Linked DNA regions of Homo sapiens: region 1 is linked to region 2. The links are chromatin loops, found by intact Hi-C in ENCODE. Cell type or tissue: mammary epithelial cell. All regions are shown on one strand. Links, peaks and the distances in the headings refer to the core of each region. The heading gives the core; the rest is flanking DNA.

Region 1 (16,294 bases), core at 7,644-12,643, 160 kb after region 2:
TTTGTGCCTCATTTTGGGCAACTGCTAAATGAGGGGCTTGGACTGGCTGATTTTTAAGTTTCTTGTGGCATTAATATTTTATAACTCTATAATAACAGCTTCTCTACAGCTTTGAAAGGTTTGGAACAGAGGAAGAATACCTGACATTTATTTGTTGCCAGGAGCTAGGACAAACTGATACTCAGCGGAAGGAGTCCTGAGAATAAAGAAGTGCAGAAAATGGCTGGTGTCAGTCCACAGATGACCAGACTCGTTCACTGGGACATGTAAGACATCCTTTAGGGGTTTGCACAAATAGCTGGTGAGTACTTTGTCTGGATTTGTGGGTCTACACTGATGAGTGGGGCCAAGAGCCAGAGACACAGAAGCTATGTTTTTGTTTGTTTGTTTGTTTGTTTTTTGAGATGGAGTTTCACTCTTGTTGCCCAGGCTGGAGTGCAATGGCGTGATCTCGGCTCACCACAACCTCTGCCTCCTAGGTTCAAGTGATTCTCCTGCCTCAGCCTCCCGAGTAGCTGGGATTACAGGCGCCTGCCACCATGCCCGGCTAATTTTGTATTTTTAGTAGAGACGAGGTTTCTCCATTTTTGGTCAGGCTGGTCTGGAACTCCCAACCTCAGGTGATCTGCCTGCCTTGGCCTCCCAAAGTGCTGGGATTACAGGCGTGAGCCACCACGCCCAGCAGAAGTTATGTTAATATGCCTGAAACCTAATATGCCCTGCCCAACCCAACTTTCTCACCTGCCAGTAGTACCCTGACTTTCCAGTCATCCCGGCTCAAACCGTGTCCTTTTTGACTCCTTGCTTCTTTTATTTGATTATAGTTACAGCCAGCAAGTCCTAACAGCTTGTTCATTCAACAGATATTCTGGAGCTCCCATTTGCTCAGCCCACACTGATTTCTTTCCTCTTACAGCATTTGCATTTGGTACACTCGGCTTGGCACCTGAGAATACTTTTCTTTTCTTTTTTTTTTTTTTGTTTGAGACAGTCTCCCTCTTGCCCAGGCTGGAGTGCAGTGGCACGATCTTGGCTTACTGCAACCTCCGCCTCCTGTTCAAGCAATTCTCATGCCTCAGCCTCCCAAGTAGCTGGGATTATAGGCATGCACCACCACACCTGGCTAATTTTTTTTTTTTTTTTTTTTTTTTTTTTTTAGTAGAGACGGGGCTTCACCATGTTGCTCAGGCTGGTCTCGAACTCCTGACCTCAGGTGATCCATCTGCCTTGGCCTCCCAAAGTTCTGGGATTACAGGTATGAGCTGCTGCACCCGGCCAGATTTCACTTTTCATTTGAGGTGGGTGCCCCTAAGTGTACTGACTTCACCTCATCTGTAACTCCTCTTAGGCAAGGGTAACATCTCACACCTCTTTGTATCTTTCCCAGGACCTACTTCACAGTCCTGTGTTCCACTGTAGGCCCTCATTCTCTATATTTGTATGTACCTAGATAGTGTGGGTCTAGGCTCTGGGGACAGAGCAGTGAAAAAAAAAACCTAACAATAATCCCTGCCCTCGTGAATTATACAATCAGAGGAGAAAACAAAACAATAATTTAAAAAGTAAATAAAATATGTAGTACGGGCCGGGCGTGGTGGCTTATGTCTTAATCCCAGCACTTTGGGAGGCTGAGGCAGGTGGATCACCTGAGGTCAGGAGTTCGAAACCAGCGTGGCCAACATGGCAAAACTCTGTCTCTACTAAAAATACAAAAATTAGCTGGATGTGGTGGCACATACCTGTATTCCCAGCTACTTGAGAGGCTGAGGCAGAAGAATCGCTTGAATCCAGGAGGTGGAGGATGCAGGAGCAGCCACTCCCGTGCGGGTGACAGAGCGAGACTCCGTCTCAAACAAAAACAACAAAAACAAAAACAAAACAAAACAAAGACAACTGTTTAGAAAATATAAAGTGAGAAAGGGGGCTATAAAGTGTGTGACTGGAGGGAGGTAGGACACTGAACTATTAGATAGGATGGCAGACTTTTGGGTAGAGTATAAAAGAGGTGAAAGAGACATAAGGGCTCTGGAGGAAGAGCATTCTAGGAAGAGAGAATAGGATATGCAAAGGCCCTGAGGAAGGAATACGTCTCATACCATCCCCAGACAGCAAGAACATGGAGGCTGTTTGTTGCATTTCCCGTCCTGCATTACAATAAAAAAAAAAAAAAAAAAAAAAAAAAAAGGCAGGCCTCTAGCAGCTCGAAATAGCCATAACTCATCATCATCACTCATGATAAGAACTCAGCATTTGGCTGGGTGTGGTGGCTCACGCCTGTAATCCCAGCACTTTGGGAGGCCGAGGCGGGCAGATCACCTGAGGTCGGGAGTTCGAGAACAGCTTGACCAACATGAAGAAACCCCGTCTCTACTAAAAATACAAAATTAGCCGGGCATGGTGGTGCATGCCTGTAATCCCAGCTACTCAGGAGGCTGAGGCAGGAGAATTGCTAGAACCCCCGGGAAGTGGAGGTTGCGGTGAGCCAAGATCGCGCCACTGCACTCCAGCCTGGGCAACAAGAGCGAAACTCCACCTCAAAAAAAAAAACAAAAAACCATAGATTTTTAAGGCCTCGGCACTGCCATACTATGACATGGGCCTACCCTGGGTGGTCATTGTCCCATCTTGCACAGCCCCCAACCTCTTCTCTGGAGGACAACGACAGCACAAGAAAGCGCTCTGAAGATGAGCCGCATCACCACTCTTCCAGCTCACCATCGATTTGGAAGCCTAGAGAGGATCGGCCTTTCTAGGACAATAGACGGTTCCTTCTCCTCACCTAGAGTGGCCCTAAGAGGACGAGGGCGCCTCCCTGGTCCTCCAGGGGAGTGTGCATCCCCAGGTGCACAGGGAAACGAGCTCTCATCCTACCACCCTTGGGCTTTTACAGATGCTTTTCTCCCCTTCACTTTCTTTTTCATTTCTTTTCTTTTCCTTTTTTTTTTTTTTTTTTTTTTTTTAATTTTTGAGACAGAGTTTCGCTTTTGTCACCCAGGCTGGAATGCAATGGCACGATCCCGGCTCACTGCAACCTCTGCTTCCGGGTTCAAGTGATTCTCCTGCCTCAGCCTCCTGAGTAGCTGGGACTACAGGCACCCGCCACCATGCCTGGCTAATTTTTTTGCATTTTTAGTATAGACGGGGTTTCACCGTGTTAGCCGGGATGGTCTTGATCTCCTGACCTCGTGATCCGCCTGCCTCGGCCTCCCAAAGTGCTGGGATTATAGGTGTGAGCCACCGCACTTGGCCTCTTTCTTTCTTTTTTTGGAGTTTTGCTCTTGTTGACCAGGCTGGAGTGCAATGGTGTGATCTTGGCTCACCACAACCTCTGCCTCCCGGGTTCAAGTGATTCTCCTGCCTCAGCCTCCCGAGTAGCTGGGATTACAGGCATGCACCACCACGCCCGGCTAATTTTGTATTTTTAGTAGAGATGGGATTTCTCCATGTTGGTCAGGCTGATCTTTAACTCCTGACCTCAGGTGATCTGTCCCCCTCGGCATCCAAAAGTGCTGGGATTACAGGCGTGAGCCACTGCGCCCAGCCTGGTCTGTGTTTCTTTTACTGCTGTCAGTTTCTTGTTCAGGTTCACAAATTTGTTATATATACATAACAAATATAATATTTAATATATATATACTTTTTTTTTTAGCCTCACTCTGTCTCCGAGGCTGGAGTGCAGTGGCATGATCTCGGGTCACTGCAACCTCTGCCTCCCGAGTTCAAGCAATTCTCGTGCCTCAGCCTTCTGAGTAGCTGGGATTACAGGTGGGTACCACCATGCCCGGCTAATTTTTGTATTTTTAGTAGAGATGGAGTTTTGCCATGTTACCCACGCTGGTCTCAAACTCCTGAGCTCAAGTGATCCACCTGCCTTGGCTTCCCAAAGTGTTGGGGTTACAGGCGTGAGCCGCGGCTCCCAGCCTACGGATATATATACTCTTAACTACAGTCTGTACCAGCCTGGGCAACATGGTGAAACCCGGTCTCTACAAAAAAATACAAAAATTAGTCAGGCAAGGTGGCGCGTGCCTGTAGTGCTCTGAGCATGCAGAGCATTATATTAAGTACTTTACTTCAGATAACTTTGATTTTACATGTCCACCTCTTCCATTAGACTGAGTGTAACTCCAGTGTGCTCAATAAATGCAGAGATCTTAAAATATGTTTGACTGATTTTTTTTTTCTTTTAGAGACGGAGTCTTGCTCGGTCGCCAGGCTGGAGTGCAGTAGTGTGGTCTCAGCTCACTGCACCCTCCATCTCCCGGGTTCAAGCAATTCTCCTGCCCCAGCCTCCCGAGTAGCTGGGACTACAAGCGCGCACCACCACGCCTGGCTAATTTTTGTCTTTTTAGTAGAGACGGGGTTTCACTATATTAGCCAGGATGGTCTCGATCTCTTGACCTCGTGATCTGCCTGCCTCCGCCTCCCAAAGTGCTGGGATTACAGGCGTGAACCACCGCGCCCATCCATTTGATTGATTTTTACTAGGCTCCTCTAGTGGATTCAAATTTCGTTTAAGGTTACTAAGTTTAGTAAGAGTCAGCAATCCTTTTGGCCCTTAGGGAACTCTAAACCTTCTGTGATTTTCAGCATAGAACTTCACCAGTTTAAAAAAAAAAAAAACACAAACCTTCTAGGAAGAAGAAAAAGTTGAGAGGAAGAGAGAAATAAGAGTAGAAGTGGGAAAGAAACACAAGAAGAGAAGAAATGGCCAAAGGGCAAAGCGGCAGGTAGGGAGGGCATATGGTAGGAAGGGCCACAGCCCCTAAAGGCAGGTCAGGGATAGGTGAGAGTACTGAATCCACAGGCTGCCCACACTGAGAACTTCCCTGTTGAAAAGAATCATCACTGCTTTATCCTTTGTTCAGTCCTGCCACTAACCCCATTGGTTTCTCTTGTGATGACCCAATATTCCTTCCCCCAGCACAAATTTCCGAGTTTGTTGAGGACACAGGCTGTCCTGCCCTGTTGGTTCCCACTTTGGAAGCCACAGTGTTTTTGGGAACCACTTTTTTATGTTTTTTTTTGTTTTTTTTTTTGAGACAGAGTCTCATTCTATCGCCAGGCTGGAGTGCAATGGCACGATTTCCGCTCACTGCAACCTCCGACTTCCGGGTTCAAGCGATTCTCCTGCCACAGCCTTCCGAGTAGCTGGGATAACGGGCACGTGCCACCATGCCCAGCTAATTTTTTTTTTTTTAGACAGAGTTTCACTCTTGTTGCCCGGGCTGGAGTGCAATGGCATGATCTCAGCTCACCGCAACCTCTGCCTCCCAGGTTCAAGCGATTCTCCTACCTCAGCCCCACAAGTAGCTGGGATTACAGGCATGTGACACCATGCCCAGCTAATTTTTGTATTTTTAGTAGAGACAGGGTTTCACCATGTTGGCCAGGCTGGTCTTGAACTCCCGACCTCAGGTGATCCACCCACCTCGGTCTCCCAAAGTACTGGGATTACAGGCATGAGCTACCACGCCCAGCCTTTTTTTTTTTTTTTTTTGAGACAGGTTCTTGCTCTGTTTCCCAGGCTGGAGTGCAGTGTCACAATCTTGGCTCACTGCAACCTCTGCCTCCTGGGCTCAACTGATCGTCCCACATCAGCCTCCTAAGTAGCTGGGACTACAGGCAAGCACCACTACGCCCGGCTAATGTTTATATTTTTGTTTGTGTGGAAACAGGGTTTCACCATGTTGCCCAGGCTGGTCTCGAACTCCTGGACTCAAAGGATCCACCTGCCTCAGCCTCTCAAAGTGCTGGGATTACAGGCATGAGCCACCCTGACTGTTAACCCATTTTATGGGTGTATCTTAATTAATTAAACCACTTCCCTGTGGATACATTTAAACTGTTTCACACTATTTGGTGTTATGAACAACGTTGCACCGAATAACTTTGTATTCATGTAAATTTACAGACAAGAGTATCTGCAGAATACGTTTGGGAAGTGGATTTGCTCAGTCAAAGGGTGCATGACTATTACCTTTGGGAAGATTTGCTCTCCCTGTAATTTGTACCAATTTGCAATCCTCTAACAATGAACAAGTGCTCTTACCTCCCACCCCTGCCCCCAACAAAGTTGTATCATTAAAAATAATCTTGCCCGGCGCAGTGGCTCATGCCTGTAATCCCAGCACTTTGGGAGGCTGAGGCGGGCTGATCACGAGGTCAGGAGTTCAAGACCAGCCTGACCAAGATGGTGAAACCCCGTCTCTACTGAAAAAAAAAAAAAAAAAAGCCAGGCTTGGTAGTGCGCCTGTAATACCAGCTACTCAGGAGGCTGAGGCAGGAGAATAGCTTGAACCCAGGAGGCGGAGGTTGCAGTGAGCCGAGATCACACCCCTGCACGCACCACTGCACTCCAGCCTGGGCAACAGAGTGAGACTCTGTCTCAAAAAAAAAAAAAAAAAAAAAATCTTTACCAGTGAGCTAGGTGAAAACGTGACATACGTGGCAAAGAAAATTAACACCATATGTATTAGTTTGCTCAGGCTGCCATGATGAAATACCATGTCATCATTTTTCCTCTGTCTCAAGGACACAGGCACCCATGTCTGGGTGGCTTAAACCAGACATTTATTTTCTCACAGCTGTGGAGGGTAGACGTCCAGTATCAAGGTTCCACCCAATTTGGTTTCTGGGGAAGGCTCTCTGCTTGGCTTGCAGATGGCTGTCTTCTCGCTATGTCCTCACGTGGCCTTTCCTCTGTGCAAGTGTGCAGGTTATGGGGAGGTGGTGGTGGGGCAGTTAGGGGAGTGCTGGGGAGAGGGAGGGAGAAAGGGAGAGGATGAGAGAGCTCTCTGGTGTCTCTTCTTTCTCCTTCTTCCTTTCTCCCTCCTCCCTCCTCCCCCCTCCTCCTCCTCCTCCTTCTCCTCCTTCCTCTACTTCTCCATCTCCATCTCCTTCTCCTTCTTTCTTCTTTCTTCTTCTCCTTCTCCTTCTTCTTCATCTCTTTTTTTGAGACAGGGTCTCACCCTGTCGCCCACGCTGCAGTGCAGTAGCCCAGCGATCATGGTTCACTGTAGCCTCAGTCTCCTTGGCTCCAGTGATCATGGTTCACTGTAGCCTCGGTCTCCTTGGCTCAAGGGATCCTCCCACCTCAGCCTTCTGAGTAGCTGGGACCACAATCATGCACCACCATGCCCAGCTAATTTTTAAATTTTTTGTAGAGATGGCATCTCACTATGTTGCCCAGGCTGGTCTGAAACTCCATGGTTCAAGCCATCCTCCTGTCTTGACCTCTCAAAGTGTTGGGATTACAGGTCTGAGCCACTGCTTCTGGCCAGGGCCTCAAATTTATGACTTCATTGAACCTTAATTACTTCCAATTAATTATTCCAAATATAGCCATGCCATGAGTTGGGTCTTTAACGTATGAATTTTTTGGGAACACATATATTCAGTCCATAACGCTATACTCTAATCAGAGAATTCATATTATGGAAGAATCCTATGAACAGAGTAGATGTGAGAGCACTTTTTTTTTTCTTTTGAGATGGAGTCTTGCTCTGTCACCTAGGCTGGAGTGCAGTGGTGCGATCTCTGCTCACTGCAATCTCTGCCTCCCGGGTTCAAGTGATTCTCCTGCCTCAGCCTTCTGAGTAGCTGGGACTACAGGCATCCACCACCATGCTCACTGATTTTTGTATTTTTAGTAGAGATGGGGTTTTACCATATTGGCCAGGCTGTTCTCAAACTCTTGACCTTGTGATCCACCCACCTTGGCCTCCGAAAGTGCTGGGATTACAGGTGTGAGCCACCGCGCCCAGCAGTGAGAGCACTTTCAAAGGGAAGTTAGAGCTCATTAGATATTGTTGAATTCATAGTAGAAAGACTTATGAATGTAATAAATGTGGGAACATTTTTTTGAGACAGAGTCTTGCTCTGTTGCCTAGGCTGGAGTAAAGTCGCATGATCATGGCTCACTGTAGCCTCGACCCCTCAGGCTCAAGCGATCCTCCCACCTCAGCCTCCCGAGTAGCTGGGACTACAGGTGCGTGCCACCATGCCTGGCTAATTGTTTTAGTTTTTGTAGAGACAGGGTCTCCCTATGTGGTCCAGGCTGGTTTGGAAATTCTGGGCTCAAGTCATCCTCCTGCCTCGGCCTCCCAAAGTACTGGGATTACAGGAAAGAACCACCACCCCTGGCTGGAAAATATTTCAGGTGGTGATCTCAACTTGTTCAACATCAGATAATTCATTTGGGGGGAAAACCCTGTAAGGGCGTCGAGTGTGGAAGAGCCTTCAGCTAGAGCTTAGGTCTTACTGAACATCACACAATTCACATTGGAAAAAAACCCTGTGAAAGTAAGGAGTGTCGGCCAGATGCAGTGGCTCACGCCTGTAATCCCAGCACTTTGGGAAAGCCCAGATGGGCGGATCACCCGAGGTCAGGGGTTTGAGACCAGCCTGGCCAACATGGTGAATCTCCATCTCTACTAAAAATAGAAAAAAATGGCCTGGCGCAGTGGCTCACGCCTGTAATCCCAGCACTTTGGTAGGCCGAGGCAGGCAGATCACGAAGTCAGGAGATCGAGACCATCCTGGCTAACCCGTCTCTATTAAAAATACAAAAAAGTAGCTAGGCGTGGTGGTGGGTGCCTGTAGTCCTAGCTACTCGGGAGGCTGAGGCAGAGAATGGCGTGAACCCGGAGGCGGAGCTTGCAGTGAGCTGAGATCATGCCACTGCACTCCAGCCTGGGCAACAGTGCGAGACTCTGTCTCAAACAAACAAACAAAAAATATATATATATACAAAAAAAAATTAGCGAGGCGTGGTGGTGCGTGCCTGTAATCCCAGCTACTCGGGAGGCTGAGGCAGGAGAGCTCCTTGAGCCCGGGAGGTGGAGGTTGCAGTGAGCCGAGATTGCGCCATTGCACTCCAGCCTGGGCAACAAGAGCGAAACTCTGTCTCAAGGAAAAAAAAAAAAAAAAAAAGTAAGGAGTGCAGGTAAATATTTAGCTATAATTTAGCCTTACTAGAGACTTCATGTTAGAAGAGAAATCCTTTGAATGTAAAGACTGCAGGAAAGCCTTTCCTCAGAATCCTCATCTTATTCTACATCACCGAATTTGCTCAGGAGAGAAATCCCATAATTTATTGAATGTGGTCAGCCTTTAATCAGAGCTCAAATCTTCGTCCACATCAAAGAATTACCTCTGGGGAGAAAACCTGTGAGTGACATAAATATTGGAAGTCCTGCAATTATAGTTCATGCCTTACTCTACCCCAGATAATTCATATCAGAGAGAAACTGTTTGAATGTAACAGATGGGTAAATGCTGTCTGGCCTAGGTCAATCTTTATGACAATATCAAATAATTCGTCTCAGGGAATAATCCTATGACTGCAATGAAAGAGAATATCTTCGGCCAGTCTAAGAAAACACCACAAACATAAGAGTATGCATGTTTATACATATCTCTTGATATCAAAATAATTAGAAAAAATCTAGAGGAGGTGGATTAGTCCACATACTGAATTTCATGGGTTAACTGAAATTTAGACAAATGATTGAAGACTCTCTGTCTAGACAAAGTGGCAGCTGCATCAGGGAGACCTGGGACTCAACTGTCCTTCCTCATCCACTTTCCCGGCCACAGTTGAAATTCTTGTCTGTAGGTTGCTGGCGCCACCTGATGCCCAGCAAGAAAACTGCCTCTTTATTCCCGAGTAGGGAAGAAGACGCCTAAATCTGTAAACATATCTCCTTCTCTTTTTTTTTTTTTGAGACAGAGTCTCGCTCTGTTGCCCAGGCTGGAGTGTAATGGCGCAATCTCGGCTCTATGCAACCTCCACCTCCCGGGTTCAAGCGATTCTCGTGCCTCAGCCTCTTGAGTAGCTGGGACTACAGGTATGCACCACCATGCCCAGCTAATTTTTGTATTTTTAGTAGAGACAAGGTTTCACCATATTGGTCAGGCGGGTCTTGAACTCCTGACCTCGTGATCCACCTGACTTGGCCTCCCTAAGTGCTGGGATTATAGGCGTGAGCCACTGTGCCTGGCCTTCTTTTCTTTTTCAGACAGAGTCTTGCTATGTCGCCCAGGCTGGCGTGCAGTGGCGCGATCTCGACTCACTGCAACCTCTGCCTCCCGGGTTCAAGCAATTCTCATGCCTCAGCCTCCCGAGTACCTGGGACGACAGGCGTGCACCACCACGCCAGGCTAATTTTTTGTATTTTTAGTAGAGACGGGGTTTCGCCATGTTGGCCAGATGGGTCTCCAACTCCTGACCTCAGGTGATCCGCCCACCTGAGCTTCCCGAAGTCCTGGGATTACAGGCCTGAGCCACCACGCCCAGCCTCTTGTTCTCTTTCAACATTCAGTTTACTTAATTGTGCTTCCTCACGCAAAGGATAACCTTCCTCACACAAACACCCTTTCCTGCTCCCCTTTTCTTCCAACTGTTGCCTGCTGCCTCAGGAAAATCTCTCTGTCTCCTTCTTCATGGCAGGAGTAGCTGAGTGGGAACTGCCATTGTATAGTACCTGCGACAGCCTGGCAGGTGTGAAGTGCTTTGTCTGCAGTATCTCATTTAATTCTCACATGAACCCTGTGTGCTAATAGTACTCCCATTTTATAGGAGAGGAACCTAAACTCAGAGCTCAGGGCACTTTCCTAGGTACATGGGAAATAGCAGAAGCCCAAGGGGAGTGTGGGATTGTCTTCAAAGCTCATGCTTTATGAGTGGTTCTTAACCCCGGAGGGCTCATTTTTTTTTTTTTTTTTTTTTTTTTTGAGATGGAGTCTGACTGTGTCGCCCAGGCTGGACTACAGTGGCACCATCTCAGCTCACTGTAACTTCCTCCTCCCAGGTTCAAGCGATTCTCCTGCCTCAGCCTCCCGAGTAGCTGGGACTACAGGTGCCTGCCACCACGCCTGGCTAATTTTTGTATTTTTAGTAGAGACTGGGTTTTGCCATGTTGGCCAGGCTGGTCTCAAAACTCCTGACCTGAAGTGATCCTCTTGCCTTAGCCTCCCAAAGTGCTGGGATTACAGGCATGAGCCATCATGCTTGGCCAAGCCTGGAGAACTCTTTTAAAAGTACCAATGCTGGCTGGGCACGGTGGCTAATGCCTGTAATCCCAGCACTTTGGGAGGTCGAGGTGGGCAGATTGCTTGAGCCCAGGAGTTCCAGACCAGTTTGGGCAGCATAGTGAGACCCCTGTCTCTACAAAAAATTTAAAAAAAAATTAGCTGAGCATGGTGGTGCATGCCTGTGGTCCTAGCTACTCAGGTAGCTGAGATGGGAGGCAGTGAGCTGTGATCATGCCACTGCATTCCAGCCTGGGCAACACTGTGAAACCGTGTCTCAAAAAAAAAAAAAAAAAGAAAGAAAAGAAAAGAAAAAAGAAAAGGTACCAATGCTTGCCCTCCTTCTCCAAATTTTTTTTTTTTTTTGACAGAGTCTCACACTGTCGCCCTGTCGCCAGGCTGGAGTGAGTGGCGCAATCTCGGCTCACTGCAACCTCCGCCTCCTGGGTTCAAGTGTTTCTCCTACCTCAGCCTCCTGAGTAGCTGGGACTACAGTTGCATACCACCACCTTGGCCTCCCAAAGTGCTGGGATTACAGGCGTGAGCCACCGCTCCCAGCCTCCTCCTCCAAATTTTAATTGATCTGGGGTGAGGCATGGTGTTACAGACTGAACTGCATTCCCCCAAAATTTATATGTCGAAGCCTTAATCCCAAATGTGACTGTATTTAGAGATAAGGCCTTTAAGGAGGTAATTGAGATTAAATAAGCCTGACCAACATGGAGAAACCTCATCTCTACTAAAAATACAAAAATTAGCCAGGCGTGGTGGTGCACACCTGTAATCCCAGCTACTCGGGAGGCTGAGGCAGGAGAATCGCTTGAACCCAGGAGGCAGAGGTTGCAGTGAGCCGAGATTGTGACACTGCACTCCAGCCTGGGCAACAAGAGTGAAACTCCATCTCAAAAGAAAAAAAATAAATAAATAATAAAAATAAAATAAAAAGAATTCATGTGTTAGATGATTTTAGGGCAGTTGGCCAGTCACACAAGCTGAAGGCTGGGCTGAAACAAAATAATATGTGAATGTTGGGTGCAATTGTTTTGAGTAGAGACTAAAGGGGCAGAACTGTTCTTTGTTCTCTGAGAAGGCTGAAATGTCCACTGCATTGCATAATTTAACACCTAGTCCTTGTCAAGAGAAGGGAATTCCCTTGATTTTGAAAAGTCCTAATACAATCATTTATATCCGTCTCCGCACAGCCCAGCCCCTCTGGGTTCAGCCCGTCTCCTGTCATTCTTACAACCCACATCCCATATTAAGCAGTGATTATTAGGATGATGGGAGATGTCACCTGCTTACCCAGTTTGGACATGTTTGTCCATCTCTGCTGGTAATGCTGCTTTTACCCTTGTGGGATCTGGTGACTTTCAACAATTGCCCATTAGTGCTGGAAATGGGCCCAGATTCTTCCAACATTTTGGCACCAAAGACACTGCCAAGAACAATCTCAACTTCCTTGGGTCCAGCACTGTTAGGTCAAATTACATGCTCAATCACAAGTGGAGAAGAGTCTAGTTTTGAGCATCGGTTGAGTACAACTTTACAAAATTGCTGATTCAGGGGTGGCCCTATGGAAAAATAAGGAAATGCCAAATAGAGTTTAAAAGGTATGTCTAATGAGACAAGAAAGATGAGGAGAAGCAGAAACCCAGATGGATTTGAAATATCTGCAGGCTTGTCATGGTGACTCCTGCCTGTAATCTTGGAATTTTGGGAGGCAGAGGCAGGAGGATTGCTTGAGCCCAGGAGTTTGAGATCAGTTTGGGCAACACAGGGAGACTCCACCTCTACAAAAAATGCAAAAAATTAGCGGAGCATTGTGGCACACACCTATAGCTCCAGCTACTCAGGAGGCTGAAGCGGGAGGATCACTTGAGCCTGGGAGTTGGAGGCTGCAGTGAGCCCACATCACAGCACTGTACTGCAGCCTGGGCAACAGTGTGAGATTCCGTTTCAAAAATAAAAATAAAAGAAATATCTGCAAACATCTGCTCCTTACACTGGTTGCACACATACTTCACCTCAATTCCATTTGAAAGTCTCCCCTATTTTAAGTTTTCTAATATCCACAGTCAAGATCAACCAGTCTCATAAGTCAGTCATCTAGTTTCTGCATTTTGGATCTCTGACCTTCAGATATTATATAGAAATTGTGGACTCTAGTGTCAGCCATTGTTTCTCATCTAATCCTATAAAAAAGTTGAATTCAAATAACTATTGAGGCTGGGCGTGGTGGCTCACGTCTGTAATCCCAGTGCTTTGGGAGGCCGAGGCAGGTGGATTGACTGAGCTCAGGAGTTCGAGACCAGCCTGGGCAACACGGTGAAACCCCGTCTCTACTAAAATACAAAAAATTAGCTGGGCGTGGCGGCATGAGCCTGTAGTCCTAGTTACTCAGGAGACTGAGGCAGGAGAATTGCTTGAACCCGGGAGGCGGAGGTTGCAGTGAGCTAAGATTGCGCCGCTGTACTCCAGTCTGGAAAAGAGCAAGACTCCATCTCTAAAAAAAAAAAAAAAGAAAAAAAGAAAGAAAAAAAAATTGTGGACTCTAGTGTCAGTCAGTGTTTTTCATCCAATCCTACACAGAAGTTGAATTCAAATAACTATTGAGGCCGGGGGTGGGGGCTGGCTCACGCCTGTAATCCCAGAACTTTGGGAGGTTGAGGTGGGCAAATAACTTAAGGTCAGGAGTTAAAGGCCAGCCTGGCCAACATGGTGAAATCTTGTCTCTACTAAAAATACAAAAATTAGCTGGGCATGGTGGTGCACGCCTGTAATCTCAGTTACTTGGGTGGCTGAGGCAGGAGAATTACTTGAACCCGGGAGGTGGAGGCTGCAGTGAGCCAAGATCACACCACTGTACTCTAGCCTGGGCAACAGAGTGAGACTCTGTCTCAAAGAAAAGCCGGGTGTGGTGGCTCACACCTGTAATCCCAGCACTTTGGGAGGCTGAGGCAGGTGGATCACCTGAGGTCAGAAGTTTGAGACCAGCCTGGCCAACATGGTGAAACCCTGTCTCTACTAAAAATACAAAAATTAGTTAGGTGTGGTGGTGGGCGCCTGTAATCCCAGCTATTTGGGAGGCTGAGGCAGGAAAATCGCTTGAACCCGGGAGGCAGAGGTTGCAGTGAGCTGAGATCATGCCACTGCATTCCAGCCTGGGCGACAGAGCGAGACTTGGTCTAAAAACAGAATAAAACAAAACAAAAAACCAACCAAGAAAACCTATTGATCTAATGTGATGTGAGGGGCTCTGAAAAGTCAGCTGGCTACTTTGCTCTTTTTACCACTTTTACCCTGTGCCTAAAATTCCTGCCATTAGACTTCTGTGTTAAGGTACTGTTTCTTGAAGGTCACTGTTAAAATTCGAGGTAATCTCAGAAGACTTTCCATATAAGGATTTTTTTTTTTTTCGAGATGGAGTTTAGCTCTTGTTGCCCAGGCTGGAGTGCAATGGTGTGATCTTGGCTCACTGCAACCTCTGCCTCCCAGATTCAAGTGATTCTCCTGCCTTAGCCTCCCAAGTAGCTGGGATTACAGGCCTGTGCCACCACACCCGGCTATTTTTTGTATTTTTTGCAAAGACGGGATTTAGCAGAGATGGGATTTCATTACGTTGGCCAGGCTGGTGCTGAACTCCTGACCTCAAGTGATCCACCCGCCTTGGCCTCCCAAAATGTTGGGTGGCATGAGCCACTGCCCCGGCCCCATGTAAGCATTTGTCAGTCAACCTGTACAGACCATCTCTGGTCAGTTCTGTGCCACAGGTGCAATGCCTAAGGGTGGAGAACTGAGTGAGGAGATGGAAAATACTCTTATAATGGCTGGGCATGGTGGCTTACGCCTGTAATTTCAGCACTTTGGGAAGCTGAGGTGGGTGGATCACTTAAGGTCAGGAGTTTGAGACCAGCCTGGTTAACATAGTGAAACCCCGTCTCTACTAAAAATACAAAAATTAGCTGGACGTGGTGGCGGGTGCCTGTAATCCCAGCTACTCGAGAGGCTGAGGCAGAATTGTTGAACCCAGGAGGTAGAGGTTACAGTGAGCCGAAATCACGCCACTGCAGTCCAGCTTAGGCAACAGAGCAAGACTCTGTCTCAAAAAAATTAAAAAAAAAAGGAAAAACAAATATTCTCACAAGACAACGCAAGCTACAACAAGTCAACTTAACTCAAATGCTAAGAGTCAGGAAGGGCAGTGGAGGAGTGGTTGGAGTGAGAAGAGAGGACTCAAGATGGCTTTGTGCGTGTGCTTGTTTCGAATGAGGTCTTAAAGTAACTCAAGTATTGAAGCCAGCTAAGTAACCCAAACGCCATCATTGTACAGGGTTTTATTTTGGTAGAAGGGGGATGCTTTATGCACACATAAGGCAAATGTGGATTTGCTGAATGTTAGATTTGAAGTTTCCTGTTTTGACCATTAGCTGACTATGAGAAAGATTTCATCATAAAGAAGGGATCTTGTTGGAAGACTGAGTAGTTTATGAAAAATTTTTTTGGCTGGGTGTGGTGGCTCACAGTAATCCTGTTACTTTGGAGGGCTGAGACAGGAAGATGACTTGAGGCCAGGAGTTTGAGACCAGCCTGGGCATCATGGTGAGGCCTGTCTTTTTTTAAAAAAATGATAAATTAAATTAATTTTAAAAAATTTAATTGGACACATCTTGACCATTAGCTGAATAATGGTCAAAACAGTAGCAAGGCTGGGTGCGGTGGCTCACACCTGTAATCCCAGCACTATGGGAGGCTGAGGCAGGTGGATCACATGAGGTCAAGAGTTCAAGACCAGCCTGGCCAACATGGCAAACCTCATCTCTCCTAAAAAAAATAAATAAATAATTAGCCGGGCATGGTGGCAGGCACCTGTGATCCTAGGTACTTGAAAGGCTGAGGCAGGAGAATCCCTTGAACCTGGGAGGCAGAGGTTACAGTGAGCTGAGATCATGCCATTGCACTCTAGCCTGGGCAACAAGAGTGAAACTCCGCCTCAAAACAAACAAACAAACAAACAAAAACCTCCAAAACAAAAACAGTAGCAAAACAGGCCTGGGAATCTTCAGGGTCCCATAAAGGAGCAGAGGCAGATTGTGTGTTAAGTGGGACTTTAGGAAGGCTATCAGGTTGTAGTGAGAAGAGCCTGATGAGAAATCGGCAGATATAGGTGCAAATCCTGACCTCTTCCCTTCTTCTTCTTTTTTTTTTTTTTTTGAGACGGAGTTTTGCTCTTGTTGCCCCGCATGGAGTGCAATGGCGCAAT
Region 2 (14,495 bases), core at 1-5,000:
CTGGGTTTTGGCCACGCCCCCACCCTTCACACTGGCCACACCCCCGCGGGGGCTCCGGCTTCACCTGCCCAGGAGCGGCACGCTCAGAGAAGTCTCTGGGATTTTCTGGGCAATGAGGAACAAGAAGACGGTCTGGGCGAGCAGGACGTTGATGGAGACCGTGCATTTCTGGCCGCCGGCTGGAGGGAGAGCCAGTGAGAGCGGGCCCCGCCTCCCGGGAGCGAGCCCGGGTTTGGGGGTAGGTTCGGGGCCACTGCTTACCCTGCGCCGGCAGGAAGTAGGCGAGCAGCACCAGGCCCGAGATGAGCACACAGGGCACGATGATGTTAATGACGTAGAAGAGCGGCTTCCGGCGGATGATGAGCGAGTAGATGACGTCAGTCTCCCCTGGGCCGTCGGTGGCGCCACCGTGGTGGCGGCGGATCACCCCCGGGCAGAAGTCGATGGCCCACTCGCCGTTCTCTGCGGGACGGGGGCACGGTCAGCTGGCTGTCAGAGCGGGGCGCCCGCCGAGCTGACAGCGGGCTGAAGAGGAGGCTGCGGCTGTCTGCACCAGGGTCATGGGCCGTCAGGATGGGGGCAATTACGGACAGAAAAGGGCATTCTCGTTGAGGGTATGGAAAGCCAGAAGGCAGGACTAGAGTAACAATCGAGAATGATTTCAGGACAGGGGTAAGCTAAACCCAGTTGTGGAAGTCATCCTCCAGTGTCGTTGGTCCGGGGCAAGCCCACCGTGGAAGTCCCCTCTCTGGACCCCGTCTAGAAGCGGGTTTTTCTGAGCAGGCAGGGGCTTCACCAGTATAGGCCTCTGTGTCGATGTCGATCTTGTTGATGGTCTTGCCGTCGTTGTCTACGGCAAAAGTGAACTCCACCTCTTCGGCATTGTACGTCTGAGAGCTGCGGAGCCAGGGCCGGGAGCCCACCCCAGAAGCTCTGACCTGGGCCCCGGCCTCAGGCCCAGCCCTGGAAGCTGGGATCTAGCGGGGCCGCGATCCCAAGCCCACCCCTTCACCCAAGCCCAGCCCGCACGCCTCTGTTCCCATCTGTACCTCCGGCCGCGCTGGAGCGTCCCACCCAGTGCCTACGCCTGGCTCCGCCTCCAGCGCGAAGCCCCGCCCCGAGGGCGGTGCTTCCCGGTTGGCCCCGCCCCATAAGGCCCCCCCCCAACAATAATCGTCCGGGCCTCGGAGTAGCTCTTCCCACCGGAAAATAAGCGAACAGTTCTGCCAATCGAAGGGGAAGTAGGTGACCTCCACTGCGCAGACGCTGCGGTAGATGGCCGGAGGCAGCCACGTCACGGAGCCGCCCTCGTAGACGAGCACGTTGGCGTCGTAGGCCACTCCGAACTGGCCATCAATACTGTGGGCTCGGGGAAACCGAGCTTTTTGCACAGGTCTGCACCCTCTCAGAGTACCCCCTTCCCCAACCAAGTCCAGCCCGCACCCCAGGCCGGCTTCCCTCCAGCCTGGCGTCTGGCCCGGTTCTCACTTGTTTTCCAGCACAATCTCTGGCAGCCACACGAGTTCTGAAGGGACTCGCAGGGTTTCTATACCCCCAAAGTCGTCCTTGCTGTAGTTGAGTCGGTAATCCTGCCAATCCTAAGGGGTGGGGGATGGAAGGCCGCGTGCCCTGCATCTCCCACCTGGCGCTGCCTGGGAGGGGTTTGGGGGAAAAGGGGTGCCCTGGACAAGACCTCACACCATTCCCCAGATTTGACTCACGATTCCAATCCAGACGCTAGTGGTGAGAGTCTCCTCTTTTTCATTCTGCAGATGGGAGATGGGGATGATTGAAGTGAGATTTCAGGGCCAGAAGTGAGCTTTAGGACAGAGCTCAGCGGTTGGGGCCAGAAGTGGGATTTTTGGCTTAAGATGAGGGTGGGGGTAGCTTACCAGTGAGATGAGATTCGTCAGGGTGACCTTGAGGCTGATGGTGACAGTATCCTCAGGCTCCCGCACTGGCCGGCTTCCTGGGTCATAGTTGTTGAAGAGATGGTGATAAAGACGCAGTTCCTCGTTCTTCCCCACACCCCTGCCTGCGATGGGGTCAAGAAGGAAGGGTCATTGGCAATGAAGAGGCTGGAGCACCTCTCTCCCCTCTGCCTCCCCTGGGTCCTCACAGGCCTCTGAGGCTGTGTACTATCAGTATCTGTCTCCTAAACCAATTATGCTGTGCCTGGGAACGAAATACTGTGTCTAAGTCTCCATCTTGGTCTCTGTCTTTGTCTTCCCAGTCCCTTCATGTCAGTATCTGTGTGTGTCCAATTGCCCCTCTAGCCCCTGTCCGTACCGAGAAGCCCCAAGAGGAGCAGGACCCCAAGCGGAGCCCTTGCCATCCTGCTGCGTGGTTCTCAGGGTTATTCTGAGCTCTGGCAGGCTTGGAGGGGGCATGCCAGGGTGCCTGTGTGAGGGGGAGGAGGGTGTTAGTTCCGGGCTGTTAGGGGACTGTCACCTAATCCTCTGCTCACCCCTGCTGCAGCTGGGGACATTTTGGCTGCTTCCAGAGGCAGCTGCCCCATCCTGTGTTTCCTGCCCCTGCCCCGCCCCAGCCCAGCGTCCTTTGCCTGGTATTTGGCCAACTCCCCAGCCACAGATGTGGGCGTCTCCTGAGAGGCACCTGCAACCACAATTCTAGTAGCAGGGGGTGGGAGACACTGCTTTCAGCAGGCACTGTTGTCCTTTGAGTAAGCTGCCCTGTGTAGGTGACCCTGACTGATGAACACATCTGGGGATGTGACACACCCCTTGCCTCCCATTCTCACCCATGTGGAACACACACTATCACCACCCAAGCTCACAATGCCTTTCTTGCCGACAGAGTGGCAAAAAACAGTCTCCATAAAGACCTGATAAAGAGACAGGTGGTCACAGGGGATTAGCCCTGCGGTACAGAGATTCCATCTAGCAAAGGAGATCATGTAAAGGACCCACCTCCTTCCACAACCTGATCGCCAGGTTTGCCCATGCCCAGCCCCTCTGGGTGGGAGACTTGTTTCTCCTTGTCTATCCCTGCTGCCACCTTGTGGTCACAGATGATAGTACCGTCTTCCCATCCTACTCTCCTAAACACACACGTGCACACATACACACACACCTGATGACACCTTAATAGATCCTTTTGATGTTCCTTTTTAAAAAAAATTTTTTTGAGACCAAGTCTCGCTCTGGCGCCCAGACTGGAGTGCAGTGGCATGATCTCGGCTCACTGCAACCTCCGCCTCCCGGGTTCAAGCGATTCTCCTGCCTCAACCTCTGGAGTAGCTGGGACTACAGGCGCATGCCACCATGCCCGGCTAATTTTTGTATTTTTTAGTAGAGATGGGGTTTCACCATGTTAGCCAGGATGGTCTCGATCTCCTGACCTCGTGAGCCACCTACCTGGGCCTCCCAAAGTGCTGGGATTATAGGCGTGAGCCACCGCGCCCAGCCTCGATGTTTTTTGTTTTTCTGTTTCTTTTTTTGTTTTTTGTTTTTTGCAGGGGGTGGGGGGACAGGATCTCACTCTGTCACCCAGACAGGAGTACAGTGGCACCACCATAGTTCACTGCGGCTCTCAAACTCCTGGGCTAAAGCGATCCTCCTGCCTCAGCTTCCCAAAGGGTTAGGATTACAGGTGTGAGCCACCACGCCCGGCCTCAGTGTTTTTTAAAGCCTTCTTGAACCATTCTAATCACCTGGAGGGGTGCTTATTTTAAATTCAGATTCCTAGGCTCCATTCCCAGAGAATTATGATTTCGGGACTAGGGTGCCAGGAATCTGTATTTTTAGGAAACTGTCCAGGTGTTCCTCGTGAGGTAGGAGGGGCTGGCCTAAGCATATTTTCTGCTTACATCTCATTTCCTCACAGCAGTCCAGCAAAGCAATGATCACTGTCCTGAATACATGAAAGGGGATGCTAAGGTCGGGATCCAGGGTCACACAAGTAGATTGGCAATAATGCATGAGACTTATCAATCAACTCTATTGATCTCGCACACCTGTGTTTATTTTACCCTTCACAAAACACTTTCGGGTCCATCACCTTTGGGTCTCCTTCCCCCACCTATGAGGTAGGTCATAATCACCTCCATGTTACAAGCGAGGACACATCAAATAACAGAGTGTCCTCCTAGTCCATTTCCCACACTTGTGTAAAGCCTCTGTTTCCACTGCTGCCTTATCAACCCCACGATTTCCATTTCAGACTCCCTTTCTGGGTCTCTTTGACCCAGCTTACCTCTTTGCATGTGGCTGGTACATGGACTAAGTCTCAAATCTGTGCTGCTGCTTATTCCAGAGCTTCCGCGTCAAGGCTTGGGACAAGAATTGTGATAAATGCAAATATTTATTCAAACATCAGTGGACACCTACAAAGTTCCCCCTTACAGGGCCGAGTGCTACGGTTATTGAGATGGATAAAACAAGCCTCAAGGAGTTATCATCTAATGACAGAGACCTATCAACAGCCAGTGATGCCAGACTATGAGAAGCATAAAAATAAACAGGTGCTATAGAATCTGTAGCTAGGGTGAATCAGATCTGTCAGAAAAGCAAGGTTTTGGCCAGGCACAGTGGCTCATGCCTGTAATCCTAACTATTTGGGAGGCTGAGGCTGGAGCATCACTTGAGCCCAGGAGTTCAAGACCAGCCTGGGCAACACAGTGAGACCCCCCATCTCTACAAAAATAAATAAACAACAACAAAAAATATTAGCCAGGCATCATGGTGCATGCCTGTAGTCCCAGCTACTTAGGAGGCTGAGGCGGGAGGATTGCTTGACCCTAAGAGATCAAGGACACAGTGAGCTACGATCACACTACACTCCAGCCTGGGTGACAAGCGAGACCCTATCTCAAAAAAATGAAGTTTCCGGCTGGATGCGGTGGCTCAACACCTGTAATCCCAGCACTTTGGGAGGCCAAGGCAGGTGGACCACCTGAGGTCAAGAGTTCGAGACCAGTCTGGCCAACATGGTGAAACCCCATCTCTACTAAAAACACAAAAATTAGCTGGGTGTGGTGGCTGGCACCTGTAATCCCAGCTACTCGGGAGGCTGAGGCAGGAGAATCACTTGAACCTGGGAGACGGAGGTTGCAGTGAGCCGAGATCGTGCCACTGCACTCCAGCCCGGGTGACAGAGTGAGACTCCATCTCAAAAAACAAAAAAATGAAGTTTCTCCTAGGTTTCCTGTAGTCTTGCACATGGACTGGAACTTACTAGACCAGTGTCAGAGGCCAAGGCAGCTCCAGAGCCTGTCTCCTGATCTGTCTCTGCCGCTCTGTCCGCTCTCTGCTCCTCTCACTTCGTCAGCACTGCCCATTCCCCCTACTTTGCATGTCCCCTTTCTACTGTGTAGTTTCTGCTTTCTCGTCACCTGTGCATCATTTCACCATGGTCTTAGCCCCAGACCAACTTCTTGGCTTCTCTCTGCAGAGGCAGCACTTTTGTTCCCGTTGCTACTGCCTGATGCTCTGAGGGCTTGGGGTGCCAACACTGAAGAAGGATCATGGGGTTGGCCTAAGACTGCCTTGTTTAGGATGGATAGTGGGTGTGGCAGGCCCTGACACCACATGTCTGGTAATTCACCCTCTAGCAACCCAGCCCACTTCTCCTATATGTTTAGCTCCCAAAACGGCCTGCCAGGATGCCATTCTCACTGCTAGAGCTGAAATATATACAAATATATGAAATATACATAAATTAATACAGTTAATATAAATTCACTCTATCCTCCCCAGCAGGATTCAAACTTGAAATCTTGCTTCAAAAAGTGATTATGAGAAAAAAAATCTAATAATCTGATCAAAAAGAGGGCAGAAGATTTGAATAGACGCTTCTCAAAATAAGACACACAAATGCCAAACAGGTATAAGAAAACGTGCTCAGCATCATTGGTCATCACTGGGAGGCTGAGGTAGGAGAATTGCTTGAGCCTGGGAGTTCAAGACCAGCCTGGGCAATATAGTGAGACCTCATCTGTAAATAAATAAATAAAATTTTAAAAAACAGATGAATGGTGAGCCAAGATCATGCCACTGCATCCTAGCCTGGGAAACAAGAGAGAAAACTGTTTAAAAAAAAAAGAAAAAAGAAAAACACAGATGAATGGATAAAGCAAATGTGGTACATATACACAATGGAGCACCATTCACCCATAAAAAAGGATGAGATCCTGTCATTTGCAACAACATGAATGGAACTGGAGATCATTATGTTAGGTGAAATAAGCCAGGCACAGAAAGACAATCATTGCATGTTCTCACTTATTTGTGGGAGTTAAAAATCAAAACAATTGACCTCATGGACATAGAGAGTAGAAGGATGGTTACCAGAGGCTGGGAAGGGTAGTGGGCAGGTAGGTGGATGGTGGGGATGGTTAATGGGTACAAAAAAAATAGAATAAGACCTACTATTTGATAGCACAACAGAGTGACTGTAGTCAATAATAATTTCATTGTACATGTTAAAAAAAACTTAAGAGTGTAATTGCATGGTTGGTAACTTAAAGGATAAATGATTGGGGGAATTAAAAAAAAAAGTGATTATGGCAAGGGTCCTTCAAGAAAACACTCCGGGCCGGGCGCGGGGGCTCACGCCTGTAATCCCTGCACTTCGGGAGGCCGAGGCGGGCGGATCACGAGGTCAGGAGATCAAGACCATCCTGGCTAGCATGGTGAAACCCCGTGTCTACTAAAAATTAAAAAAAAAAAATTAGCCGGGCATGGTGGCGGGCGCCTGTAGTCCCAGCTACTCGGGAGGCTGAGGCAGGAGAATGGCGTGAACCCGGGAGGCGGAGCTTGCAGTGAGCCAAGATCACGCCACTGCACTCCAGCCTGGTGACAGAGCAAGACTCAGTCTCAAAAAAAAAAAAAAAAAAAAAAAACACTCTCAGCCCAGAGTCCAGTGTCCCCTGCTCTAAGTAGTTTCACTCAGGTCTGATTTCCATCCATTCTCCAAATGATGGGCTAAATCCTCAACTTAAGCACCACAACTACATCATGTATAAACAATACATCACACACACACCCCACAACATAGAAAATGCAATAGTGGGCTGGGTGAGGTGGCTCGTGCCTGTAATCCCAGCACTTTGGGCAGCCAAGGCAGGTGGATCACTTGAGATCAGGAGTTCAAGACCAGCCTGACCCACATGGTGAAACCCTGTCTCTACTAAAAATAGAAAACTTAGTCGGGCACGGTGGCTCACACCAGTAATCCCAGCACTTTGGGAGGCCGAGGCGGGCGGATCACGAGGTCAGTAGTTTGGGACCAGCCTGATCAACATGGTGAAACCCCGTCTCTACTAAAGATACAAAAAATTAGCCAGGGGATTACACCTGTAATCCCAGCTACTCGGGAGGCTGAGGCAGGAGAATCCCCTTGAACCAGGCAGTCAGAGGTTGCGGTGAGCCTAGATCGTGCCATTGCACTCCAGCCTGGTGACAGAGTGAGACTCTGTCTCAAAATAATAATAATAATAAAATGCAATAGTTAACAAAACTACATTTGAGCCAACAACCTGCATAGGAGAGGTGCGGGTTACAGTGAGTAGAAATCCTCATTCCTGGAAGGCTGCAGTGGCCATGGGCCTCACACATAGACCGCATTCACCTGAGAGCCAGGGGCTGGAGCTGCAACTTGTGAGTGACCAGTGCATCCCAGGGGCTTGCCTTGCTCCTCATGCTGGAGGAGTTTCCGGAAGGGGCTCTTGCCACTTCCCACATCACAGCAGTGCGTTCCTGCCAGTGCTGGGAGCAAAGCTCAGCCACCGTTCCTGCCAGCGCTGGGAGCAACGCTCAGCCACCGTCTTTGTCTAGGTTTGGTTTGCTCACAGTGAGGACTGCCTCGGGGGCTGAGACTTCCTGCCGAGTTAGTGGAGTCAGGCACAGGCCTGCTAGCCAGGGCTGATGGTTCGTATTTTCATAATGAAAATTCCCCAGAACCTGAATGGGCTGCCTGACAATTCCCCTACACACACAGACACACAGACACACAGACACACACACACACACACACAGAGACACACACATACACAGATACACAGACACACACACAGACACACAGAGACACAGACACAAAGACACACACACACACAGACACAGACACACAAACACACACAGAAACACAGACACACACACAGCCACACACACAGCCACGGACACACACACACACACACATTCACAGACACACGCAGATACACACAGACACACGCAGACACAGACACATAGACACGCAAACACAGACACACACACACACCCAGACACACACACACACACCCAGACACACACACACACACACAGACCCAGATACACACATACACACAGACACAGGCATGGACCCACACACACACACAGACACACACACAGACACACACACCCCGGGATGCTTTGACTTCCAAGTAAGACCCAAAAGAACTAGCTCAACAGGAAGCCACTCCCGTCGCCTGCCGGCTTCTGGCTAGCAGCGCAGAACAGCTGCAGCTGACTCCAGCGGCCAGGCTGCCAGGCCGCGGCCTCTCTGCCTTCAGTGCCCTCACAGCACAAATATCCCCAGGCTGGCCAGAGGAGGGCCCCCTCTCCACTCCACACAAAGACCTGCTCTTGATTTGTGGACAGAAGTAGGTTCAGCTGAACCAGAGCAGGGAGGTGTAGTAGACCCGGATTTCTATTTTCTTTTTTTCGAGACGGAGTCTCCCTCTCTGGCCAGGCTGGAATGCAGTGGCGCAATCTCAGCTCACTGCAACCTCCCGCGTTCAAGCGATTACCCTGCCTCAGCCTCCCGAGTAGCTGGGACTACAGGCCGCACCACCACACCCAGCTAATTTTTGTATATTTAGTACAGACGGGGTTTCACCATGTTGGCCAGGCTGGTCTCGAACTCCTAACCTCAGGCGACCCACCCGCCTCGGCCTCCCAAAGTGCTGGAATTACAGGCACGAGCCCGTATGAGGGAAATACATGAAGTCACGGGTGCTTTATCTTCCAGCACCTTCCCTTCTTCTGAGAACTGTCCGTCTCCAATCCTGTGGGCCCAGAGGATCTGCCTGGAACGGAGACAGCCCACCCCTGGCCAGAGTGGACTGGTCTCAGGAGGACACCTGACCCAAGCCAGGCCAAAGAAAGTCCCTTCCCTGGGAATGTTCTCAAACAAAACACAGGAAAGCAGTCTGTCTCTGCTGCCACAAGCTATGAAACCTGGATGCATGGGCTGCCATGTTCATTCCTCGTTTTTTACGTGTGTAAGAGAGAATGCAGCTGAGACGCAGACGAGCAGAGACAAGAATGCGCCTCAGCGTTCCCGCCCCGCCCCAGGAATACCTGAGGCCCAGCAGAGCTGCTACAGGCTGGCTGCCCACAAGTCCTTTGATGGAATGAGGAAACTCAGCCTCTTTCCAATATATCTCCCTTTTCTTGGCTTAATATATGAGGATTTTCAGGGAGGGCAGGGTGGCTCACGCCTGTAATTCCAGCACTTTGGGAGGCCGAGGTGGGCGGATCACGAGGTCAGGAGATGGAGACCATCCTGGCTAACACAGTGAAACCCCGTCTCTACTAAAAATACAACAAATTAGCCGGACGTGGTGGCGGGCACCTGTAGTCCCAGCTACTCGGGAGGCTGAGGCAGGAGAATGGCGTGAACCCGGGAGGCGGAGCTTGCAGTGAGCCGAGATCACGCCACTGCACTCCAGCCTGGGCGACAGAGCGAGACTCTGTCTCAGGAAAAAAAAAAAAAAAAAATTAGTCCGGTTGGTGGCATGCACCTGTAGTCCCAGTTACTCAGGAGGCTGAAGTGGAAATGGGGGAGAATCAATTGAACCTGGGAGGCAGAAGTTGCAGTGAGTGGTGATCCTACCATTGCACCCTCCAGCCTGGGTGACAGAGTGAGACTCTGTCTCAAAAAACAAAAAAAAACAAAAAAAAAAAAACCAAAGAATTTTCAGGTCAGGGGTGGTGGTTCCAACCTGTAATCCCAGCACTTTGTGAGGTCAAGGTGGGAGGATTGCTTGAGGCCAGGAGTTCAAGACTAGCTTGGGCAACATGGCGAAACCCTATCTCTACAGAAATAAAAACAAAAAGAAAAAGAAAAGTAAAGCGTTCCACTTGAGGCCAGGTGCGGTGGTTTACGCCTGTAATCCCAGCACTTTAGGAGGCTGAGGCGGGCGGATCACCTGAGGTAGGGAGTTTGAGACCAGAAAAAAAAGAAAAAGAAAAAAAAACTGAAGCCAAGAAAGTCATAGACCAAACAAGAATTAATGAACTAATTAGTATCTCAGAGGAAAGAAGGCCTTCCTTCCTTTCCCTAGAGCCCAAATCAGAGACCATAAAGAAAAAGAAAAAATACATCAACTTCTGTAGGGCAAAAACTATGAAACGAAAGGCAAGCAAACAACAAACTGGGAGAAAATGTCTGTAACCAGTGACATCTCTGCTGTATTTATGAAGCCCTCACAGAAAGCCATGAAGAGCTGACAAAACCTGGGCACCGTGGGGAAACGGTGAGAAACCCCGGGAGAGAGGAAGATCTGGACTTGGAGGAGAACAGCACACCAGAGCAGAAGGGGGCTGGTGCCTAGGAAAGAGATGAACAAAAATGGTAAAAACTCCAAAGTGATTTCAAAGAGGGATAAAAATGTGGAGGGTGGGGGAGGGGGAGATGGAGAGAAAGAGGAGAGGGAGGCCACCAGGGCGGCCCCAGGGCCAGGGCTAAGCACTCACCCTCCCCAGGAGGCAATCTCTCCACAAACTTGGGTAAAGAAGAGAAAACAAAAGTCCTTGCAACTTACCAGTACAGGAAGGAGAGTCCATACCGTTCATCTTGTTAGAAAAGATCTCAGCCAGGCGCGGTGGCTCACGCCTGTAATCCCAGCACTTTGGGAGGTCGAGACGGGCGGGTCACCTGAGGTCAGGAATTCAAGACCAGCCTGGCCAACATGGAGAAACCCCATCTCTACTAAAAATACAAAATTAGCCGGGTGTGGTGGTGCGTGCCTGTAATCCCAGCTACTCAGGAGGCTGAGGCAGGAGAATTGCTTAAACCTGGGAGGTGGAGGTTGCAGCGATCCCAGATTGCGCCACTGCACTCCATCCTGGGCAACAGAGTGAGCCTCTGCTGCAATAAAAAAAATAAAACAAATAAAAAATAAAAACAGAAAAGAAAAGATCTCGAATCTGCTTCTCACTTCAGCGCAGAGGCAGAAGACGAGAATGAATCGAGAAGGAGAATCCCCATATCAGCAAAGAATGGATGCTGCGTTCACGGGCAGTTTCCACCACATTGTGGGCTTGCCTTCAGAAAGAGAGAAGGTGGTGGCAGAGATGATGCCGCTGCAGAAGCCAGAAGAGGGTCCAGCTGATGTTCAAAGTTCAGGAGGAAAGGATTCAATATCAGAGAAAAACTACTAAGAACTCCCAGTACCTAAACAGTTTGATGAGGTGGGAATCCCAAACAGAAAGGAGGCAAGAAGTAATTACAGCTGGGCACGGTAGCTCACACCTGTAATCCCAGCACTTTGGGAGGCCAAGGTGGGCGGATCACCTGGGGTCAGGAGTTCGAGACCAGCCTGGGCAACATGGTGAAACCCCATCTCTACTAAAAATACAAAAATTAGCTGGGTGTGATGGCACGTGCCTGTAATCCCAGCTACTTAGGAGGCTGAGGCAGGAGAATATCTTGAACCCAGGAGACAGAGGTTGCAGTGAGCCAAGATCGTGCCGGTGCACTCCAGCCTGGTGACAGAGCAAGACTCCGTCTCAAAAAAAAAAAAAAAAAAAAAAAAACAGCAAGTACACCTGTCACCCAGATTGGAGCACAGTGGTGCAGTCTTGGCTCATTGCAGCCTCGACCTGCTGAGCTCAATGATCCTCCTGCCTCAGCCTCCTGAATAGCTGGGATCACAGGCGCACACCACCATACTTGGCTAATTTTTTAACTTTTTCATCAAGACAGGGTCTCGCTATGCTATGTTGTCCACGCTGGTCCCAAACTCCTGAGGTCAAATGATCCTCCTGCCTTGGCCTCCTGAGTAGCATCAACTGCAGCCTCACTTCACCATGGCTGGCTTGACTTTTAATGCTCCTACTACCAATACTTATTTATACTATTAATACTAAAAGTAAATAGAAGTCCATTTTTATTTATTTAATTTTTAATTTTTTTTTTTTTTGAGACAGAGTCTCTGTTGCCCAGGCTGGAATGCAGTGACGTGATCACAGCTCACTGAAACCTCCACTTCCCAGGTTCAAGCAATTCCCCTGTCTCAGCCTCCCAAATAGCTGGGACTACAGGTGCGCGCCACCATACCCTGCTAATTTTTTGTATTTTAGTAGAGATGGGGTTTCACCATGTTGGCCAGGATGGTCTTGATCTTCTTACCTCGTGATCCACCGGTCTCGGCCTCCCAAAGTGCTGGGATTACAGGCGTGAGCCACTGCGCCCAGCTGGAAGTCTATTTTTATTTTTATTTATTATTATTATTATTATTTTTGAGACAGAGTTTCACTCTTGTTGCCCAGGCTGGAGTGCAATGGTGCAGTCTCGGCTCACTGCCTCCTGGGTTCAAGTGATTCTCCTGCCTCAGCCTCCCGAGTAGCTGGGATTACAGGCATATGCTACCATGCCCAGCTAATTTTGTATTTTTAGTAGAGACAGGGTTTCTTCATGTTGGTCAGGCTGATCTCAAATTCCTGACCTCAGCTGATCCACCCGCCTCGGCCTCCTGGGATTACAAGCATGAGCCACCGCACCTGGCCCGGGAAGTCTATATTTAAAAAGAAAGTGGTATCTGAGTTAGGTGGCTGTCATCTGTAATCCCAGCATTTTGGGAGGTCAAGGCTGAAGGATAGGTTGAGCTCAGGAGTTCTGGACCAGCCTGGAACATAGTGAGACACCCCCCAATCTCTACAAAAAAAAAATTCTTAATTCTAATGTTCAAACGTTGTTTTAGGCTGGGCGCAGTGGCCTGTAATCCCAACACTTTGGGAGGCTGAGGCAGGCATATCACTTGAGGTCAGGAGTTCAAGACCAGCCTAGCCAACATGGTGAAACCCCATCTCTACTAAAAATACAAAAATTAGCTGGGCATGGTGGCAGGTGTCTGTAATCCCAGTTACTCAGGAGGCTGAGGCAGGAGAATCGCTTGAAGCCAGGAGGTGGAGGTTGCTGTGAGCCAAGATCATGCCACTGAACTTTAGCCTGGGCGACAAAACAAGACTGTCTCAAAAAAAAAAAAAAAGAAAGACATCAGAGGACGCTTATAAAAGTGAGACATGAGACAGAGAGAAAAGCCCAAGGAGGTTCCTTATTTAATGTTTTCAATCTTCTCCCAATGCATGGAGCAGCTCCTGCCTCTTAGAACATGGGCCATGCTTCTGAGTGCCTGCTGTTCCAAAGTCTGCCATCCAGAGGGACAGACAGACATTAAAACAAAGTAGCAGAACAGCTTTGGCAAGGTGCCCTAGGAATTTATAATACAGTAACTAATCCAGTCTAGAAAGCTCAAAATACACTTTCTCTCCTGGAATTGACCCAGAGCTAAAGCCACCAATTGACCAAATGCCTGCTAACAGTGCCCATGTTTAAAGTCCAAGATCCCCCAGGTGACAGATTAATTAGTGACTCTCTCATGCAAACCTTGGATAGAAACATTCTACTTCAACTATCCAGGCTCCTTATCGGACTCAGGATCCTTATCGGACTCAGGATCACTTCCACGGAAACCCACTTTTGATTCCAACTTTTGTTTTGTTTTAGGTGGACTCTTTTGGTTACAAAGAAAAAGGAATAAACTTAAATCACTTATTTATGTATACATTTATTTATTTATTTTTGAGACAGGGTCTCACAGAGTTGCCAAGGCTGCAGTGCCACCATTACAGCTCACCACAGCCTTGACCTCCCAGGCTGAAGTGATCCTCCCACCTCAGCCTCCGGAGTAGCTGAGACTACAGGTCCACACTATCACACCCAGCTAATTTTTAAATTTCTTTGTAGAGCCGGGGTCTCACTGTGTTGCCCAGGCTGGTCTTAAACTCCTGGACTCAAGCAATCCTCCTACCTCAGCCTCCCAAAGTACTGGAATTACAGCCATGAGCCATCGCCCCTGGCTTTTAAATCACTTTTTATTTTTTGCATTTATTTATTTATTTATTTTTGAGATGGGGTCTTGCTCTGTCACCCAGGCTGGAGTGCAGTTGCACGATCTCAGCTCACTGCAATCTCTGCCTCCTGGGTTCAAGCAATTCTCCTGCTTCAGCCTCCGGAGTAGGTGAGACTACAGGCATGTGCCACTATGACCGGCTAATTTTTGCATTTTTAGTAGAGATGGGGTTTCACTATGTTGGCCAGGCTGGTCTCGAACTCCTGACCTCAGGTGATCCACCCACCTCGGCCTCCCAAAGTGCTAGATTACAGATGTAAGCCACCGTGCCAGGCCTAATTTTTGTATTTTTATTTATTTAGACAGAGTCTCGCTCCATCACCCAGGCTGGAGTGCAAGTGGCGAGATCTCTGCTCACTGC

What was found. Hi-C counts contacts between places; a loop is a spot of excess contacts. Peaks named below come from ENCODE experiments on the same cell type or tissue, not always from the same donor. Only the 100,000 strongest peaks of a DNase experiment are listed, where the experiment ranks them.
Region 1: it touches region 2 in a loop (8-fold over the local background); 90 of 110 quality-filtered maps call a loop at or near these places.

What each region holds. Positions count from the first base shown.
Region 1 is chr17:5,052,958-5,069,251 of GRCh38, forward strand. LOC105371501 (a long non-coding RNA gene) reads left to right here. Exons shown (of 4, transcript XR_002958101.2): 4 at 162-425. It also overlaps the pseudogene LOC100421332. Among named protein-coding and RNA genes, the nearest start is that of ZFP3-DT, 17 kb to the right of the region's middle. RefSeq lists enhancers at 2,597-2,891, 9,364-10,124. In mammary epithelial cell, for the core only: a CTCF peak has its summit at 9,622 (motif pointing left); no DNase peak of the experiment used is centred there.
Region 2 is chr17:4,900,729-4,915,223 of GRCh38, forward strand. It overlaps CHRNE (cholinergic receptor nicotinic epsilon subunit), which reads right to left and starts at 2,370. Exons shown (of 12, transcript NM_000080.4): 1 at 2,290-2,370; 2 at 1,893-2,035; 3 at 1,722-1,766; 4 at 1,489-1,598; 5 at 1,204-1,359; 6 at 797-897; 7 at 262-462; 8 at 65-179. The coding sequence starts at 2,335. C17orf107 (chromosome 17 open reading frame 107) reads left to right here. Exons shown (of 3, transcript NM_001145536.2): 3 at 1-2,206. RefSeq lists enhancers at 1,082-1,723, 1,724-2,365, 2,555-2,774, 7,121-7,947, 7,948-8,773 and 2 more and a silencer at 2,906-3,200. In mammary epithelial cell, for the core only: a CTCF peak has its summit at 3,029 (motif pointing left); DNase peaks (open chromatin) are centred at 2,713 and 2,813.